2 separate regions of the Homo sapiens genome follow, and region 2 is linked to region 1. The links are chromatin loops, found by intact Hi-C in ENCODE. Cell type or tissue: HepG2. All regions are shown on one strand.

Region 1 (5,000 bases):
GCCAGGCTGGTATTGAACTCCTGACCTCAGGTGATCCATCCGCCTTGGCCTCCCAAAGTGTTGGGATTACAGATGTGAGCCACTGTGCCCGACCCACTTGTTGGTCTTCTGAATTTCCTTGTAGTACCTATTCTCGCTGGTGAACAAGGCATTCAAATGCATCTTTAAGAATGATTTAAAGCAATAAGGCTTTCTGATAAGAGACAGTTTTTTATTTAAAATATGATTATCCTTCATTGCTGAAATAATTCTCTAATAAGGAATTAAAAATGAGATTTTATTAGAGGAAGCAGAGGAAGTCAAATTTTCAGTTTTAATCTGATTGCTGACATTAATACAGAGGACTATATATAGGAAAGGCAAATGAAAATTCAGCACTAAATTCATTTTTTCAGTATACATATACCTCTAATAATTTCATGCATATGACTAGAGATTTAATGGATCTTCTGCCCGGAATGATGATTATCCTTTTATGAAATAATCTAGAACACAAGTATCCTGAAAGACTATCGTTTTCACTTGCATTGAGTAGGGAGACTCAATTCTACCTCTTGCAAGGCTTTAGCACTAAGAGGAGCAAAGTTGGTAAAGTGATACTCCTTCCTTTATATGGTAATTGAAGAAATTTCTGTTATTGAGCCTTCCTAGACTTAACTGCATTACCCTAGGGCACTTAAAGAAAGAAGTCCCTAATGCAGCAGGAGATCCTAAAAGTAGAACAAAAATTTCATAGTCTTTTATATCAAGAGAGACCTCTGTTTTGTGCCTGAGGTCCATTCAAATCTAAATCCACTCAGCCCCCTATTTTACACTTATAAAAACCAAGCTTTTGAACATATTTTACTTCTCCTATTTGCCTCTGAGGAACTATCACAAAATGAACCACATGTTTAACATGGCAAATTATGTTACTTATATAATAGGATTCTTGAAAACCTGAAGCACTGGGTATTGAAAGAAACCACAGAGGGGGAAGATTGTGGTGGAACTTATTACCTAAGGTTTTTTTAGCTTGAGCTTTGGGGAAGAAACAACAGTGATGTATCTAGTCCTCCGTGCTTTGCAGCAAAGGTAAGTTAACTCAGTGTAGGAAAAGGGGTCAAGCTTTTTCTGTAGCAAACAGACAAAGTTGAAAGCAACAAAGGCTTGCAAGTGGTGGTCCCAAGCACTACCCAAAGAGCAAGCCCCTTGTGTACACTGTGGAGAGGTCTGAGGTCACACGTTGGTTCTTTTAGCAACCTCTTGCATGGAGGAAAGAGCATGGTCACAGACTTCATCTTCAAATGCAGGGCTGATGACGCACATTGCCAAGGTCCTGCTCCTCACACCTGAACAGATGACAGGATTTACATTTCTCTGTTCACCAAGTTGTTGATCTCCTATGAGTAGCACAGTCAGAGGCATCTTTTTTGTTCTATATTGGGAAAAATACATCACTATAGCTGAGCTTAGAGAATCCTAAAGATAAAAGTGCATCCCAAAGCTAAATTTCAAAACTTATTTTGTATCTGGAATCAAGGTGTTTAAGTAACAGGAATACATGCTTGTACAAAAATTCATTTTACTAATGTTCATCGAGACTCTAATGACAACAGTTTCACATCTTAATAGCTGCAGTTGCACAGCACAGAAGCTTAGTAGTTCATTTTTTCTCAATTAGCCTTCCCCAAAGATGCTGAATATTCAGCATAATTATTTTAGGGCCCCCAAAAATTGTCTTCAGTTTTAACAGTAATGGCACCCTATGGTTAATTACTTAGGGAGATAAGACCTGAAAGAGTTTGGTGGGTTTTTTTTTTTCCCATTTACTGTACACTTTTGAAACCAAAGTTAATAAAGCAAATTGTGTGTAATATAGTTAAAGGAAAGTGTCAGAAGTTTAGAATACAAGTTTGCATAGCTTTTGCTTAAAAATGTGATTATCCAAATGAAGTAATGGTTTATTTTTGCTTTATTCTTTCTTTAAACGTAAATTGCATATCACCTAAAGTGGGTCCTGTCAAAGAGACAAAACTGTAAACCCTGACATAAAGCAGTTGCCCATCTAGTTGGAAATACTAGCAACAAACTTTGAGGTACAGAGACTCTGCCCAGAAAAATGCCTGGCAAATTGTAAGATCTTAATAAGCAGGTGTTTAGTGAATGAATATTTAATAAAAATAATTTAGATAAATAATAAATAAATAAAACATTGGCAAATGGTTGCACCAATAAATATTACACAATTGTGTCATAGGTGTTAGAGAGAGAAACATGAATTCAAAAAGTTTGAGAAGGCCTATTTGAGCCTGTTTGCTTATCTGTAAAATATCTATTTATATCAGCTTGATGAGAGCATAAAATGAATTGAGATCATCTGTGATATTACTTTGTAAACCACAAATTTATCCCCAATAATAGAACATTGTATTTCGTAAGGAAAAAGTGGAACTCAGCCTCAAATAGCGAGCATGATTCAGCTGGCCAAGAATGCAGTAAACACACATTTCTATGGTTGAAGAAAAGAGCAAGGCATGTCTAGGAGACCACAGATGACCAGTATATTTGGCTAAGTTTATATGTTGAGTTCAGAATTGAAATTTCAAAGGCAAACTGTTGTTAGAAGGATAGAAAGTTAGCATTTAATCTTACAGTGACTCAGTGAAGATTTTCACATTGGCAAACAGCTTGATAAACCTGATGTTTTAACAGTAAAATCTGAATAGGCAGAATTGCAACAGGGTGGTAAATAGGAAGAACTGCAAATAAAGAGAGGTTAAAGTCTGGAAATCCACCAGCAGACTGTTATCTCGGTTGAAATGATATTTACTTGAACTCAGTAAGACAAGACATGAACCTTGAGTAGGTAAGCACTTATGGTGATCAATACATCCGTTGCATAATATATAAAAGGCAGAAGGCATAATAAGTTCATTGCAATTGGTGTTTCTTCATATTTAAGGAATTAGGAATTAGCCTTTTTCGTGGGGTATGTAACCACATAATTATCAAGACTCTATTCCATTTATTTTCAGATAGAAACTCCTTCCGGTTTTTACTCTCTTCCCATTAAAGCTGGCCTAAATGATCATATTTCACCATTTTTAAAAAGTCTGATTGTTATCAATTACTTAAAATGGATGTTTAATATTGATTGGTGATATATCTCAGGTCAACTGGTGATTGATCAGGCATAATTTCAAAGACAAATAGCAAGCAAAAGTCCTCACTGGGTTGTCTCTGAAAATATGTTACAGAGATATTCTACAAAAGTTGTCAGTAACATGTAAGATATAGAAAGTAAAATAAATATACACTGTTTCTTAGCATGCACATTTTGCTAGGTGATAGATTAAATGTCTGTAATTAACAATAGGAAATAATTTGTTCTAACATCCTAAAACTTTTCATTCTATTTTTTATTCAGGAAGATAAATCACATGCAAATTCTGTTATTAACACTTTCTGTGTAAGAAAAAAATCTTTGAAAATGTGATTTTTATCAGATCTTTGTCATATTTTTCTTCTGAGGACCTATAGGAATAATATAGAAATACACACACACACACACACACACACACACACACACACAGAAACATTTTATCAGTGCCTGACTAAATTTGATTACTGAAAAGTACATAATTTTAAATATTTTTTGGCATATTTGAGAATTATACGTTATAGGCCTTCCAGAAAGGTAGAGAAGGTGCAGGTGCATTTCTTAAAAGAAAGTAACCTCCAAAAGTGAATCCATGAACCAGAGAAGGAAAACACAATTGAAAACAAATGCATGAGAATAATAGACTCGAGAAGCTGCTGGATAATACTGTGAATTTATGCTATAGATCATCTCTAATATGGATATGGATGACTTTTCTCAATACTGATTATACTATGGGAAAGGTATAAATACATAAAAGCTATGAGGAGTGGAGGAGCAGTAGGCTTCAAACTTAGGCATCTGCTGGAAGTCTCATTTTGCTGAAAGTAGAGAATAGATAGTATTCATCAACTGCCTTCTGACATTTTTTTTTCAAAAGTTTTAGGCAGCAAATGAGGAGAAATTATATTTAATTCTTTCAAAAGGATAGACTTTGTTGATGATTAAAACTGTTTGAAAGGATAAAAGTAATTGGTCACAACTTTTTAGAATTTGATGACCCAGAGAAGGAACATACTGTGTGGGTGTAATCAGCTGCTTACAAGTAGAAGAAAGTGCTATTTAGTATACAATGAAATCTCTACTTGATTAGTGAACACTCTTTGAGAGATTGTATTTTATCTGGAAAATGGAAATAATGAGTTATTACTTTATAATCTCTGCACCTCGTTGAGCTGAGCCCCCTATACATTGAAGTGCCTTTAATGAAATGTTCTAGACTTCCTTTAGTGCCTAGGACCAACCAACAGTGCCACCCTTGAAGAGTGCCCTGAGCCCAGAACCAATATCCTGTGCATCTTGGTCACTGGAAGTGCTATTGACAAAATTTTCTAAATTACCTTCTGGCACCTGGGATCAGACAGAGATGGCAATGGTGGGCTGTTCTGAACTCGTTATAGCCCCACCCCTTTCCTCTCTTCTGTCACACCACCCACCACAGACGCAGTTTATCACATGCCCCTCAAAGCTCCAAGACACGTGCCTACGGTCATCTTTGGGCCCTGTACTTTAGTTCCCAGAAGGCAGCCTTGCAAACAAATCACTTCCACTGGCCAGCACAGTATTTCTTTCATGGCATCATTTAAAAGTGGGCTGTCAAAATGCAGCATGCACATTGATTTGGGTTACACAAATTGTGTATGTATATATATATATGCAAGGTTCCACACAAAATACCCACAGCCCTGCAAATCCCATTGGCATTATTATTACTATTCAGAAATACAATTTTAAAGTCATACAATTTTAAAATCATCTAGAATCATGGTTTTATAATCTTTTTGTTTTAACAGTCATCTATAAAATTTAAAACTCCAGTGACTGACATCAGACAGCAAGCTATACTTCCTTAAGAAAA
Region 2 (5,000 bases), 110 kb after region 1:
GCAAGCTGTAGCCTTTGCCCCAGGATACTAATTAGAAAAGTCACCCATCTTCCTGTGGGGCCGAGGAAGTACATAGGATGGAGAAAATGGCGGAAGCTTCTTCCCCAGTACTTGCCTAACACGATGGCAGAATTGGCAAAGTTCTTATTTCATAGGTCAAGGAAGGAATGTGGGAATAGGATTCTCCCAGTTCTTATAACTCTCATCTTGCCTATAATGAATAGGCTGTATAAGATCATGAAGAGCTGAGGAATGTGCCTTTGGTGTACTATGAAACCTAGCTCCTGGTGTGCCCACTTCACATACAATTTAAATAATACAACAATTAAACAGGCAATATTTTATTTTATTATTTTATTTCTTTTTGAGATGTAGTCTCGCTCTGTTGCACAGGCTGGAGTGCAGTGGTGTGATCTCTGTTCACTGCAACCTCCACCTCCTGGGTTCAAGCGATTCCTCTGTCTCAGCCTCCCAAGTAGCCGGGATTACAGGCACCTGTCACCACGCCTGGCTAATTTTTGTATTTTTAGTAGAGACAGAGTATCGTATATTGGTCATGCTGGTCTCGAACTCCCGGCCTCAGGTGACCATCCGCCTCGGCCTCCCAAAGTGTTAGGATTACAGGCGTGAGCCCCCGTGCCCAGCCAGGAAATATTTTAGAAAAATAAATCCTAAACTATTTATATGTGCCAGTTTAAATTATGGGATACTACTGCCCCACCAACTATTTTATTTTACTAGATATATTTACTTAAGTATTTTTTAGGCAGTATATTTCATTTTATAAGAATACAAAATAAATATAATGCAACTTAAGGTATATAATAACAGTATGTGAAATTGAAAATTGCTTTAGAATAGGTACTAATTAATGTAGGGTTTTTCTATTTGTTCGTTTTTTGTTTTGAGACAGATTCTTGCTCTGTGGCTGGAGTGCAGTGGTAGGAATACAACTCACTGCAGCCTCGACCTCCTGGGCTCAAGCAATGCTCCCATCTCAGCCTCTGGAGTAACTGAAGTTGCAGACATGTGCCACCATGCCCAGCTAATTTTTATTTTTTGCAGAGATGGGGTCTCACTATGTTGCCCAGGCTGCTCTTGAACTCCTGTGCTCAAGTAATCCTCCCACCTTGGTCTCCCAAAATGTTGAAAGGATAGGTGTGAGCCACTGTAACTGGCCTAATGTAGGTTCTATCTAACTTTACATAATCATGTGCAAATACATCCATTTGTTTAAGTCATCTGAAGGGACTCATGAGAAAATTAAAGGAACAGCTCTGAGTTTTATTGGATGGCTTAGTCTAGCTTTTAGTCTCTAGATGAGGAAGGAATGGTATTGGCTCCCTGCAATTTTTTATTTGCTGCCAGTCAGTATATTAAACTTTTATGACAAAGTGCATAGCAACCAGTGATACTAAAAAAATGAATGCGAATTTCTGTACGACATTACCCAGATCAGCAACTACTCCTGGTTTTCTCTTGCTAAATGAGAAAAATAAAATATAAGAAAGACCTTGATATTTCTTGGGATTGAACTTTATGTGTATGGAATAACATGATCTTTCTACAGCTTGGTGTTTTTTTTTCTCTTTTTTATGTTATTAAAGTTTGCTCAAATTTTGCAGGATTACTCAAATTTTTTTTTGAGTAATTTGCAAAATTTTTTGAGTAATTTGCAAAATTTTTTGAGTAATTTGCAAAAATTTGCTCAAATTTTGCAGGATACGTCTGTTAATATTACTGTTTTCATGCTATTTTCTGTCATAGTTTATGTTTTGTCATCACTTTGATCCCATCACCTTGATTTGCATGTTCCCTTGTTTAAAGTGATACATAAAATAAGTGACTGTGCCTCACAAGGATTAAAAATTTTTTCCTTGACATAATTGTTCAATCAGAATAATGTTGTCCTTATTTCAGTCCAATGCTATCATTATCTAAGGAAATTTTGCATAAACTACTTCATGTGTTCTATTAGATATATATGTGAGCATATCGATATGTGTATATGTGTGGGTGTATATGCATTCAGTGTAAAATAATGTATTGAGAGCACGTATCTATCTATAGGTTCTCTCAACACACCAGTGATATAAGTATAAAAATTTTTGTTTGCCATGAAATAATTCATATCAGTCGTGAAAACCCTAGTGGCTGTCACCAGTAGATAACATATTTTGGAGAATTCCTGAAAGGCAGAAAAGGTAAGATTTTATTAATGGATATATGGGACACAGGAAACCACAGATGAAACTTACAGGTGAGAAAGCTGTAAGCAGAGATAGGAGCCATAGGTTCTGAAACTGCATTAAGTTCAGAGTGAGCCGGTCCTAATCATCCCAGTGGAGTTGTCTAGAGGGCAGCCATCAGCAGAGCTAATCAGAGGGTTGTCTGTATCATACAGAAAATACCAGGAAGGTAAATCCTCCCAATTTCCCTCTCCACTACCCGAGTTTACAGAGCTCTGGCTGCAGCACTTGGCCTGACCTGTGTTAAGACACAAGAAAGCTGCTTTCTAAAGACCGTGGAAGACATATGATGTGGCTGTTGGGCTTGGAAAGAGGACTAGTAGGATTCAGCATAGAAAAGTAAACCAATAAATGCAGGTCCATAGCTCCACTGAGGGCTAAAGTACAGCAAAACTGCTCCCCCTGGAGTGAAGTTCATCTTAACTTTGTAAATTACGCGAGCCCTGAGCTGGTGTCCTGTCTTCTCTCATGCTTCCCCATGCTCCATAAGAGAAAGCCCAGGTCGCAGTGAAAATCACTCTTGTCCCATGGCCCTCTCTTATGCCTCCCATTGGAGGGAAAGTTATTTTGGGTAAAGAGTAGGAAGAGATAGATGTAAAAAATAAACAAAACAATTGACTAGAGGAACTACAGGAAGTCAGTGAACCTAACAGAAATATATTACCAATTACAATTAATATTCTTAGAGAAAGGTGAGAGAATATCATATTCATAGTACAAGACAAGGCTACTATGAAAGAGGAGAAAATGTAGAACCAAAATAAGTATTTCTTGCTAATTAAAAATATGATTGTCAAAATACATAAAAAATCAGTAGAAAATCTGATATAATAGACACTGACATCCATTACAGAATAAATGAAGAAGGGAATACATGAATATATGAAGAAAAATTTACAATTAGATACATTATTCTGAAATTTCAGACCTTCAAATATAAAGAGAAAATTCAATTCTCTGGAGAAGAAATGAGAATATCTAGAAACACAAAATTTTCACCTTGGTATCAGACTTCTAAGAGTGTTATTAATTGCTAGAAACTAATGAAGCAAAGCAAATACTCAGAATTTGAATCTGAAAAGTATAAATCAGATATGAGAACAAAAGAAGCATATTTTTGAGATTTGCGAAGACAGAATGTTTAGTTTTATACAAATCTTTAAAACACTTACTTAACATCATGATACAGTAAAACAATAAAAGAGAAACCCAACAAAAAAGAAAATATTAGATCCAAGCAGTAAAAGTAACCCACATTTTATTTGAAAAACAATCTCAGAAAGACATATGTACAGCTGACATAGACTTTTATCTGTCCAATTTAGACCAAGAAGTAAAAAGAGCTTTTTAAAAGATACCATTTTGGACTTATGGAAGAAAAAAATTGAGAGAGTTAGAAGCCTTAATAAGATGAACCTGTAGTTCTCTTATTTCCAGAAGGTAATGAAAAAGTGATTGGATATTCTAGGAAAAGAAAAACGAGAATGTCATGATTCAAATATGAAACAAACTAAGATGTGACGTGATGAAATGGAAAGGAATCTATTTGATCTTAATGCCTGGAAATTCCATGTTAAGTGGCATAGATTTATGTGGATAGAATTATGCCTCAGTTTCTGATTCCAGTCCTATTCAATTCTTTGTGGAACAACATTTGGATCATTCAAATGTAAAGGAATAATGATTTTCAGTGTTTTCAAATTTAGAAATATTCCAGAAGAGCCCAGGTATGGTGGCTTATGCCTGTGATCCCAGCACTTTGGGAGGCTGAGGCGGGTAGATCACAGTGTCAGGAATTCACTACTCTGATTTGCTCAGAAAAAGGCTAAGATGGTGAAACCCCATGTCTACTAAAAATACAAAAATTAGCCGGGCGCGGTGGCGGGCACCTGTAATCCCAGCTACTCGGGAGGCTGAGGCAGGATAATTGCTTGAACCCGGGAGTTGGAGGTTGCAGTGAGCTGAGGTCACACCACTGCACTCTAGCCTGGGTGACAGAGCAAGATTCTGCGTCCAAAAAAAAAAAAAGAAAAGAAAAGAAATATTCCAGAAAAATAATGTACCTGTTTTGAACATTGATAAAAGAGTTTGCAGATATGGAAAGAAAGGAGAGAAGTGGTACCAGAGAAGTGTTACTATTTCTTCATCTAATGTACTGGGTAATCAACGTGTACTACTTAATTTTGTTGAATCAAAACTAGAGAATAAATTTTCTTAGTTAAAATTATAAAAGTAACTGCTAACAGAACTAAAATAATAATATAATAAATTAAAATCTGGAGATAGGTGACAGAAAGGGAAATTAAAGTTGTGTAAGAAGGATAATAATTATATTTCATATCAGAAAAAATGTATATTTTAAATTTACTAGTCAGTAAAGTTAGAAATATTATTTATAATTATGATAAAGACTATCAAAACAGAAAGGGTTAAAAATGTTTACATTTCAAGAATAGAGGAGGAAGTAGGGTGAGGGATGCAAAATATTTTATTTCTTTATCTTTTTTAGCATGGTGCATTTATTTCTGTTATGATTTACAAATATGAGTTGCAAACCAGATATTAAGGAGCCCCAATAAGATAGTGTTAAAATTCCTATGTCCAAGATGTTTTCAAATATAAGTAGCAGAAACTTTGACTCATACTGGCTTAAACCATAAAGGCCTTTATTATGTCAATAATTCAAAACCCCAGGGGAGGATGGATATCAGGAAAGGCACTTTATATAGTTGGCTGACTGTTTCAGGTTGT

What was found. Hi-C counts contacts between places; a loop is a spot of excess contacts. Peaks named below come from ENCODE experiments on the same cell type or tissue, not always from the same donor. Only the 100,000 strongest peaks of a DNase experiment are listed, where the experiment ranks them.
Region 2: it touches region 1 in a loop (9-fold over the local background); 1 of 110 quality-filtered maps calls a loop at or near these places.

What each region holds. Positions count from the first base shown.
Region 1 is chr9:74,023,314-74,028,313 of GRCh38, reverse strand. No RefSeq gene overlaps it. Among named protein-coding and RNA genes, the nearest start is that of RORB, 470 kb to the left of the region's middle. In HepG2, no CTCF peak of the experiment used is centred here; a DNase peak (open chromatin) is centred at 2,653; H3K4me3 peaks cover 316 bases.
Region 2 is chr9:73,913,838-73,918,837 of GRCh38, reverse strand. No RefSeq gene overlaps it. Among named protein-coding and RNA genes, the nearest start is that of RORB, 580 kb to the left of the region's middle. In HepG2, a CTCF peak has its summit at 2,632; a DNase peak (open chromatin) is centred at 2,657.